Regions from separate parts of the Homo sapiens genome. Here region 1 is linked to region 2. Evidence: chromatin loops called from intact Hi-C (ENCODE). Cell type or tissue: gastrocnemius medialis. All regions are shown on one strand. Links, peaks and the distances in the headings refer to the core of each region. The heading gives the core; the rest is flanking DNA. Region 1 overlaps ZNF423 (zinc finger protein 423). Region 2 has its middle 19 kb from the start of LINC02179.

The links. Peaks named below come from ENCODE experiments on the same cell type or tissue, not always from the same donor. Only the 100,000 strongest peaks of a DNase experiment are listed, where the experiment ranks them.
Region 1: it touches region 2 in a loop (4-fold over the local background); 4 of 110 quality-filtered maps call a loop at or near these places.

Annotation. Positions count from the first base shown.
Region 1 is chr16:49,540,105-49,545,477 of GRCh38, forward strand. The region is part of intron 5 of ZNF423 (zinc finger protein 423); the gene reads right to left. Among named protein-coding and RNA genes, the nearest start is that of LINC02179, 77 kb to the left of the region's middle. In gastrocnemius medialis, for the core only: no CTCF peak of the experiment used is centred there; DNase peaks (open chromatin) are centred at 2,407, 2,717, 3,697 and 4,945; H3K4me3 peaks cover 1,080 bases; H3K27ac peaks cover 4,614 bases.
Region 2 is chr16:49,482,145-49,487,517 of GRCh38, forward strand. No RefSeq gene overlaps it. Among named protein-coding and RNA genes, the nearest start is that of LINC02179, 19 kb to the left of the region's middle. RefSeq lists a silencer at 2,362-2,541. In gastrocnemius medialis, for the core only: no CTCF peak of the experiment used is centred there; a DNase peak (open chromatin) is centred at 2,477; H3K4me3 peaks cover 992 bases; H3K27ac peaks cover 2,253 bases.

The DNA.
Region 1 (5,373 bases), core at 153-5,152, 58 kb after region 2:
ACCAAGAGGCAGACACACACATGCACAGCCTCTAGAATGCTGGCCTCAGCTGGGGAATCTAGCTCATAGTTCACTGCTCCAGAACCCATTTCAAGGTCCTGCATACTAAGGAATTTCCAGTAAGTACCTCCAGTCACAGCAAAGACTGTGGCCCTGAATCCCATCCACAATGTTTTTGTTTTGTTTTGTTTTGTTTCGTTCTGTTTTTAAGACAGGCTAGAGTGCAGTGGAGCAATCACAGATCACTGCAGTCTCCATCTCTCAGGCTCAGGCGATCCTCACACCTCAGAGCCCTGAGCAGCTGGGACCACAGGCACAGGCCACCATGCCCCACTCATTTTTTTTTTTCTTTTTTTGGTAGAGATGGGGCCTCACTATGTTACCCAGGCTGGCCTCAAACTTCTGGCCTCAAGCAATCCTTTCACCTCGGCCTCCCCATGTGCTTGGATTCCAGGCATGAGCCAATGCGCCTGGCCCACAATGTTAAACTCAGATTTTGGGGGAAAAAGCAAATCCAAAGCCGATTACTCTGCTTTCACCTCATGCTTTAATCACACCCTGAATGCACAAGGGCAGGACCTTAGTGACAATTTAGAATTCCAAAAGCCAGGGTTTAGTGAAGCCTGTTGAATCCCACTTCCAAAACAGACTGTGTCTCCAATCCATGCCTCCACACCCTCAGGTGGGGACCTGCACCCAGCCCTATCCTGGCCTCCATGTGGATGGCTCCCTTCTCCTCATCCAGAGCTGAGAAAAGTAGGAATCCAAGACACCATGGAGAGGGCTGTGCATGTGCTGGTGGAAACAAGCTCCAGCATGAAAATGGGGGTCCCAGTGGCCCTCTGTCTAGTTGACAACAGAAAACACCTCCCCAACTTCCCATGGCTGAGCCCCTCCTGCCAAGAGCAGGATGTCCTCAGAACCCGGCTGAAGAACTCAGCTCCACAGGCACACTCCCTGCTCACCTGCCCCTCATGTCTGCCCCATCAGGGACTCCCGCTCTCTGCACCCAGAACCTATGCTTCCCTCCCCTAGAACAGGTAGGGAGGAAGGATGGACCACCATCTCTCTCACACTGCTTAGGCATTTCCCAGCACCTAACAACCTGGCACACAGTGGCACTCAGCCAATGATTGCTCAATGGCAGGGGGCTTTCTAGAGACAAACAACATTTAGTCTCTGTCCACAGCCCTGTGGACCAGAGACAAACGTCTTCTCTAAAAAGGCAGACTAACAATCACTCAGACTAACAATCTCCCACTTCACCCACAATTAAGTGGAAATACACAAAACCAGGTAGTAAACACAATGCTATTTTGGTTAAGAAAGAAAAGTGAGGGAAAGAAGGGAATGACTATATTTGTGTGTGCTTGTGTGCGCTGAGAAACTTGCTGGAAGGACACACATTAAGGTGTTAGAGGGTCATCTCTGGAAGGCAGGATATGTTTTTCTTATTTTTGCTTGGCTGGATTTTCTGGTTTTCCTGCAATGAACATGTATAGCCTTTGTAATTTATATGGTTTGGCTCTGTGTCCCCACCTAAATCTCACCTTGAATTTTAATAACACCCACCTGTCAAGGGCGGGACCAGGTGGAGATAATTGAATCATGGGGGCAGTTCCCCCCATGCTGTTCTCATGACAGTGATTTCTCACGAGATCTGATGGTTTTATAAGGGGCTTCCCCCTATGCTTGGCTCTCATTCTTCTCTTTCCTGCTGCCATGTGAAGAAGGACATGTTTGCTTCCCCTTCTATCATGACTGTAAGTTTCCTGAGGCCTCCCCAGCCCTGCGGAACTGCAAGTCAATTAAACCTCTTTCCTTATAAAGTATCCAGTGTCAGGCAGTTCTCTACAGCAGCATGAGAGCGAAGTAATACACTACAATAAAAGCTTTTTAAAAATTTTAATCCACTGACTAGTGATGGAGACAATGTTGGTAATGACTAGGCCTAGGTCTCTCTATCTATAACTGGAAATGGTTGGACCAGAGAGCTCCACAGCCCCTCTCAGCCCCTGCCTTGCAGATCTTCAGACCAGAGATTCCCAGTGGCAGTGACTCTTCACTCAACAGCTCTTGCTGGGCTGAGGCCTCAGCAGATCTGCTTTCTGGTCCCTGCTGGGTCTCTGCCTTCATGGGGGCAAATTGCTCCCTCTGGCCTTGACTCTATTCCATCACCTGTCAAGTGGAATGGACAGGCCAATTTTCAAGCCCGGGCTCTGCCACTGAGTGTCCCGGTGGCCTCATCAGTAAAATGGGGATATAATTGTGCTTGATGCATAGGATTGAGTGATCCTATGCATTTGTAGAGCTTGGAGTGAATGCACCTGCTGGGCTGGTCCCTATGGATGGCCCTGAAAAGATGTGAGTCATCATCCACTCTCGTACCTCACACAGTGTTCTGTCCCATGTGAGCTGGAATGTGCCTGCTGTGACACATGGCCAGAAGGCCAGAGGCCAGGAGGTGTGAGGAGCTGGGAGGCGAGTCAGGGACAGATGCCAGGGAGGCCTGGGACCCCCCATGAGGAGGCTGCCACGTGATGGCTCCCATAGCCAGTTCAGACACTCTCAACAACCACTTTGTCTGGCTGGGTGCAGGCTGGGCCCCAGCCCACCCTGGGGAGGAGGCAGCTCCACAGGCTCACCCGGCCAGATGCCGCCTGCCCAGATCTGCGTCCTCCATGAGATTGAAGATGACAGGCTCTGGGGGTGGGGAGGAGCCAGGTCAGCGGAAACTTGGCAACGAGAAAGGCAAGAGGAGCAGCTGAGCTCAGAGCACCCCGTGGCCCCCACCCTTCCAAGGGTGCAGCGAGAGGTTCTGTCTGCAACCCCTCAAGTCCCCTAGTGGAGTGGAAATGTTCTTCATCTGAGGCTGGGGTCTGTTACCCCTTCCCAGCCTACCAGCTTCCAAAGAGACAGCAGAAAGTGATCCAAAGATCCAATATTTGTATTTTGAATGCTAATTTGACATAGAGGAGTGGGCATGGGGAGTGTTTATAATCAGCACTCCAATAAGCCCACAAATGACGCCAGTATTTTATAAGCTTGTTAGAAACAAATCACCCCCTCAGCTGATATTTACTTACTGATGAATCATAAAAGGGCTCAACACACAAAGAAAATCCAAAAAGAATGTCTTTCTTCATCCCATGTTCGGCAACAATGCTGGGAGCCTGGCCTGGGTAAGCCCAAGCAGCGGGCCTTCTCCAGCACCAGTCCTCAGCCCCCCAATCCCCACAGCCTCCCCAGGGGTGGCAAATCATCGGTGCCAGCCCCATCTCCGTGCCCACTCCCCACCACAGCCCCCACCCATCGACTGGCCTAATCTGAGGCTCAATTCAGCGCTCCAGAGGCAGCTCCGTCCTTCTGCTGCCCCCGGAGTCCTCTGCGGGAGCGGATCCAATCCAGCTAATTTGCATAATGATGAAGCCCTCCAGTGCGGGCTGGGTCTTAAGAGGGTTGGGAAGAAATATGCCCTGTCCTTTGGAGAGGCACACAGAAGGCTCAGTGCAGCCCGGGAGGAATGGGGCGCCTGGCGGGTGGGCGGGGGCAGCGTGGAACCCATCAGCTTCCCCGCCAAGGACAGCTCAGCCCTGTCGCCCGCTGAGCCTATGTCCAGCTGGCCCAACTGAGGAAGGACTGCCCAGGGCTGTAAACCAGTGGGAACTCAGGCACAGAGCGCCAGCTCCAGACGCAAGCCGGAGTCATATGACCCCGGTCACAGCGACCGCCACTCACGGGCTGGCTGACCTTGGGCAAGTCGCTGACCTCTCTGAATCTCAGTCTGCTGATCTGTAAAAACAGAGGGAGATCTACCCTACAGGGCTCTGTGAGGACCAGCAGAGGTGCCTATAAAGCACTGAGTAGAGTGGGCTGATAGAATGCAACAACTGTCAGCTGTTAAATTAACACCGTCATTAGTCTAATCCCTGTGGTACTGGGTCCATCCATGCACACATCCACCTGTCCATCTACCCATCCATCCATCCACCTATCTGTTTATTCAACAAATGCCAGGTATTGTGCTAAGCAGTCTGGAGAAGAGAGAATGAATTAGACACACCTGCCTTTAAATCACCTCTAGCAACAAAACGACAGTATGGTCCAGAGGTGAGGCCAGTGCTTGCCTTTGAGGGAGGCAATAGCAGGAAGGAGTGCAGGGAGCTACCAGAGGCCACTGGGTTCGACTTCTCGATCTGGATGTGTTCTATTTCTGCAAACTCATCAAGCTGTGCACTTAAGAGGTGTGCATCTCTCTGAACGTACGCTATACTTCAACAAAGTTTTAAAAAACCCTCACGTCTAATTAGGGAGGGAGATCAGCTGGGTATGCACATAAGCATTACACCAGGCAGGAAGGGGTCAGCTCCTTAAGAAGGGTGAATAAAATATTTGGGATGGGGGTCGAGGTAACACCAAGGGGGAAGAAACTTCCTCCGTGACAGGTGAGGATCACCTTAGCACATGTCTGGTGCATAGGTACCTACTGAATGGATGAGTGAATGAATAACTTCCTGAATGAGGTGGCCTTGGATGAACAGGCTGAGATGTGGAGGCAGAGAGGGCGTTCCAGGGGAGGGTGCTTGCAGGGGCTGAAGGCTTGGGAGGGTTTTCCTCACTGAGCCAGGTGCTGGCATGCAGCAGTGACCTGGGAGCCAGGGCTTTTGCCCTTGCTGGGCTCACAGTCTACAGGCATCAGACATCAAGACGTAACTCCAGGGGATCGCATCCTTCTTCTATTCTGCAGAAACTGAGCGCCCAAGCGCAGGGTGCAGCATTGGGTGCTGGTGATGTGCAGCAGAACAGGACAACAGGACCTCTGACCTCACAGTGTGACCAGAGGATCAGAGCTGAAGCGAAGCCAGCTTTACACAGTCACTTGCTCATCACAGTGGCACTATGGGGCCGGTGCCGTTATTATTCCCACTCCACACATGGAGAAAGTGACACTGGGTGAGGTAAAGTGATTGTCCCACGTGGCTGATCCAGGACCGAAATGCAACTCTTAACCTCTGCCAACAATGGCCCTTCCCCTTGGCCTCTACGGAACACTTTATCCCCAGGTCTGTTTCTCAGCCATGTGAGTAAGCTGGATGGAGGTGGCATTTTTCGTCCCATTCTGCAAGTTGGAACACTAAGCTTCTAAGTATCAAGTTGAAAAGATAGTAAGTGACAGAGGAAGTGAATCTCAGGGCCCTGACTCCTTGTCCAGTGCTCCTTCCCCTGCCCATTGCTGTTGGACAGGATAATGGGGACTGTCATGAAGAGGAGGCGCCGGGCAGGCTTGACAAGGGCAGCCCCATCACATCTCAACATGTGCAAGACTGGGCCTTGGCTGCCACATGACCATGCCACCCCATCAACCCTGCTCAG
Region 2 (5,373 bases), core at 305-5,304:
CACAACTTACCCAATATGACATAGATCATATTTTAAGTTTAAGTAGCCTTACATATAACTTATACTATTAAGGAAGTTGGATTCATAATTGAAAAACTCCTCAAAAAGAGCAAGATCTGTGAGTGCTCACATGAAAAGAAATGGAATATTTATAAGAGAATGAAAAATCATAGAGTAATTCACAGAATAACATAGATTTTATGAAAAAAAGGAAAGAACTATATGGAAATGTATGTATGTGCACAGACTATCTTTGGACAGAAAGAGACTGGGAAGAGTGTAAGAGGGACAGTTGGTTTTTAGTGATTTTTTATTTTATATCCTTCTAAGCAGTTTACACTTTTTTCTTTTATTATTTAACTTTGTTTTAAATATCAACATCCACATGGTTTTCCTGGCTGCTCAGTCCAGAGTAGCACAGAACATAGGAGCCCAGCCTTAACAGACACATCACCTGCTTTCCCATCTCAACTTTACCACCCTCTAGCTGGTAGAGGTGACCCCAGCTTCCCTCACTGTCAAACAAGGACAAAGATCATGAGGAATAAGTGTCTGGGAGTGCCAGGACTCAGAAATTAGCAGAGCAGCACGGTGTACCTTGCACTGTGCTGGGTGCTGTGAAGATTTAGGAGCAAGAACAAACCCAGGAAGCACCTGAGGGGAAATCGCGGGAGGGCAGGGGGTTGCCTGAAGGTGGTGGCTCTTGAGCTGAACCCCGAAGGAGCTGTAGGATCTGTTTGGGCCCAGGAGAGGAGAAATGTAATTATAGACAGAGATGTCAGGAGGCAAGGCAAACCCACGGTGCCTGGAGACAGGGTGGCCAGGGGGCACCTGGGAACCCAGCCAGGAGTCCTCAGGCTGTCAGGGCAGGCAGTTCTCCTTCAAGGAGGCCGATCAGAGCTCTTACTTCGTTAAGAAGACAGTAGGGCCAGGGTAATGTCCTCGTTGTATTCTCAGAGCTGATTTTCTTTTCTGTTTTCTATGAGACTTTAAAAGCCATCAGCTAATAAAACTGTCCTTCGGGTGCTCAGTGTGCCACAAAGTGTTGCCAAGTGCAGCACATCCTCATATCCCCTCCACAGTTCAGGGTGCAGACATCCTTCTCCCCAGTTACAGATTCAGAAGCCACCCATGAGCCCCATCGCAGATCCAGGCCTCCCAAGGAAGCCTCATTCGCACAGAAAGCTCTAAAGCTAAGATCATCTCAGACAGCTGTGATTAAACACTCATTTCACAGACGAGGAAACCGAGGCCCTGAGTAGGAAAGGGGCTTGCCCAGAGTCACAGGGGGAAATGATGACAGAGAAGAGCATGGATGCCCAGCCCAGCGCCCGTGGCTCTGCATGAGAAACACACAGCAAGGCCCTGGTCCGTGCTTGCTCGGGTGATGCAGGGGTTACCATCGGTGGCTCTGAAATTCTCTCTCAGTATTTCTGGGGTTGTCTGTTTTGAATCAATGGTCATGTCATCCCTCAGAAGTGCAGGGAGAGAAACCCAAGTCCAGGGAGGTCCAGTGGCCAGGCAGAAGTCACAATGCTACTGAAAGGCCCAACTGGAAACTGACCACAGTTCCAGCAGCCCCAGTGCCCTGACTGTAAACCCCACTCTCAAGGCGACTGCATGGGTAAGGGACCGCCCAATTGGATGGGAAGCACCAGAGGTGTGGAGAGCCAGAGGGGCAGGAGTTTGGAAGACCACACGGACGCTGCAGAATGTTCTGGAGACTCTGACATCCCGGAAACCCCCAAGGGTAGGGGCTGGTGGAGGGGAGGGCAAAGCAGGGGGCCGCAGGCCACATGCTTCAGGACCCAGCCGGCAGGCTGGAGGATGGTCCTTCGCTGGGAACTGTCTCTAGGCCTCCCGAAAATGCCAGGCCAAAGAACTGGGCAGGCGCCCCTCTTCCGCCAGTGACCTTGACCCAAGCTGGGCTGGGCTTTCAGATACGACACGGCCCCTTCCCCTCTTATCCTCTTCCCAAGGTCGTAAAATGAGTCGGCTTCTGGGTGGCAGGACTTTTGCAGGGACCCTCGTTTGCAGTTCTTGCTGGGGCTGGAGCGGTGTGGGGCCCGTGACTGGGCTTGGCGTGAAACTAGAAGCGGCCAGGGCAGGTGTAAATTATGCATAGCTATTTCTGGAAACTTCTCAGATTTCTCAAGAGAGAGAAATTAATTTGCCTGTTTGGGCAAATAACACCAATTTTTTTTTCCCCTGCTTAAGGTCATTTTGTTAAAATAAAATTGATTAACGTTCTCTTTAAAGTTTAAGTAGAAACTGCTCAAACATATTTTTATGCATAGAAGCACGGTTTGCGCCCTTCAGTAATTAATAACTCCACAAATAAGGTAACACCAAGCCGCTCGCAGCGCACTCAGCCCGCGGCCCCCAGGTGGGTGGGGCCGGCCCGATGCGGGCCAATCAGGGCTCAGGGGAGGGAAGGGGCGGGCCGGCCGCGCACCAACCCCAGGCTGGGGCCGCCCCGGCGCTGTCCCGGCTCAGGCAGGTCAAGGATCCGCCCAGCTAGGAGCAGTCCAAGTAGAGGCTGACCCCAGTGGACTATCACCTGGAACCAACCCCAGTGATGAGAGTATCAGGAGCTAACCACTTCTCTCCTTCTCTCCTTCCCTCCCTCCCTTCCCTCCCTCCCTCCTTCCCTCCCTTCCTTCCTTCCCTCCTTCCTTCCTTCTCTTTCTCTTTCTTTCTTTCTTCTTTCGAGACAGGGCTTCGCTGTGTCATCCAGGCTGGAGTGCAGTGGTTCAGTCACAACTCACTACAGCCTGGAACTCCTGGGCTCGAGTGATACTCTGCCTCAGTCTCCCAAGTAGCTGGGATTACAGGCAGGGCACCACGCATGGCTGATTTTTATTATTATTATTATTATTTGTAGAGACAGGGTCTCGCTATGTTGTCCGCACTGGTCTCCGACTCCTGGCCTCAAGTGATCCCCCCATCTAGACCTCCCAAAGTGCTGGGATTACAGGCATGGGCCACTGTGCCCGGCCTGGAGCTAGCCATTTCTTATGTGCTCTGCTCAAGGGCTTCTTGGGGCTGGGAACAGGGCTTTGGAACCGGACTGCCAGCATTAGAATCTGAGCATTGGGCAAGTTAGCATCTCTTTGCCTTAGTTTCCTCAGTTGTAAAAAAGAGATAACAGTACCCACGTGATAACGTTAGTTATTGTGTGGATTAGGGGAGTTAATACACGGTGCCTAGGAGAATACCAGGCACCAATAATGTTATTAAACGTCACCGTCATTCTTATTTTAATTTCACAACTTTGTGAGATAAGTATTATTTTTTATTTTTCCCATTTACCAATGAAAACACTGAGGCTCAGAGAAGTTAAGGGCTTTATTTGAGGTCACACCGCTAGTAAGTGATAGAGCTGAGGTCTGAATCCAGGTATCATAGTCCGCAGAGCTTAGGCTACAAGTTGTCTTCATATACATGCTTATCTTCCCCTAGACCTTTTAAATTGTCATGGATTCACTTTCATACGCAATATCTGCATTCATTTAGTAAATATCTTATCTGCTCCAGATCCTATGTAGGGTGCTGGATATAAGGGCATTTACTAAGAGTCAGGCTCTGCCCTCAAAGATAGTCAGAGACAGGTGGGTGGAAGGTGGGGACAGCTTGGGTAGTCATTAGTGCAGTGTTCCAAGCCTTGCTGATTCTCACTTCTTCCAGGCACAGGGCAGGATTGCACTTCCTGGCCCTGTGATAGAATGGGGCCATGTGACAATTGCTGGCCAATGCATTGTGAGTCTAAGAGCTCTGTATTTGTGTAAGTCCCAGGCAAGAGCACTGAACTGCCAGTTCTCTCTCTCTCTCTCTGCTTGGTTGCTGACCATATTTAAGGGGGTGGCTGCTCCCTGATCCTAACTTCTGAGTGACCTTGATGTGTTAAGGAAGCCCCCTGGGTATCCAAGATGGCTATGGAATATGAGTCAGAAAGAAATCTTTGTTGTGTTAAACCATGAGAATTTGGGTCCTTTTGTTAATGTGCCATATCCTAGCCTGTCCTGACTGACAGACAGTCCCACAGACAAATAGGTATAAAAGGCAGTACTGTGCATGCCCAGGGATGGACTTACACACCAGGTAGTATCAGCGTTCTTATTATGAGAGCATTTTACTTAGCTGCGGGGGTCAAAGTGGCCTGAAGAATAAACTGGGCCAAGACTAGGGTGAGATGAATGAGGCACTTCCTTTGGGACCAAAATTTAAGTGAATACAAAACAAACAAACAAACAAAAAGCCAGAGTAATACTTTCATGTTTCTGAAAATAAAAATTAATGTAAAAAATGATGGAAAAAAATGGCAAAGTGTTAAGTAAAGACAGAATCTGATGCTACATTTGTGCCATCCCGCCTCACCTGCCAAATCCCAATCCCAGCCCTGCTTCCAGTAAAACTTTATTTTCAAAAATGGGCTGCCAGCCTGCAGGCTACAGCCTGCCAATGTGATTTTAAAAATATTACATGAAAATATTGTTTATTTGGATTACTTAGCTTTTTGGCACCCACTTAAGTTTTGCTCCCAGGGGAGTGCTTCACTGATCTCACCCAAGTCTTGGCCCCAAGAATTAGACAGCTGAGCTGGGTCTAAAAGTAGGAGTTAACCTGGGGTGAGGGAGCGGGAGAAGGGAAGGGCATTCCAGCAAGAGGAAGCACCATGAGCAAAGGCATGGAGGGAAAGGACAGCCAGGGGCATGCATGGCAAACTGTACTTTATTTGGTGCTTTTGGAAAGAGATCAAGCAAGATAGAGTTGCAAATATTCAGCCTTTATTGAGTGTTGTGAGTTTTCTCCTGTTCTCTGACATCAAGAGTACTGCACAGGGTATATAATCATGGAGCACTCTCCTGGCAAGTCTGAATGAGCCAAAATCAACTGTAAGTTGTAAAATAGTGGCACCGTGGACTTGCTTTGAAGGGTAACAAGCATATGGGGGATAAATCCTTGTAGGGTGTCTCTCTCTTCTCCAAAGGCAAGTTCCAAGCCATACCAATAAATACATAACACCACATGTCACAGGTGCTATGATAGACAGGAACCAGAAGTGATTACTGGGTTAGTCAAGTTACCTCATGGTTCAAATGGCTTCTGGAACACCAGCTATTGCAGTCACATTCCAGCCATCAGACAGATAGGAGGAATGAACTCATTTCTTCGCTTTCAGGACAATTCTTAGAATTTGCACATACTGCCGTTATTTATATCCTACTGATAGAACCTATGGCGACCAATAGCAATAGGACCACACCTAACTTCTGGGAAGGATAGGATATATAATCTGCCCCTTCCCTTCTCCAAGGTAACCTCTGCTCAGCTATAAATTGGTTACTTTATTAATGAAAAGAAAGAGAACCA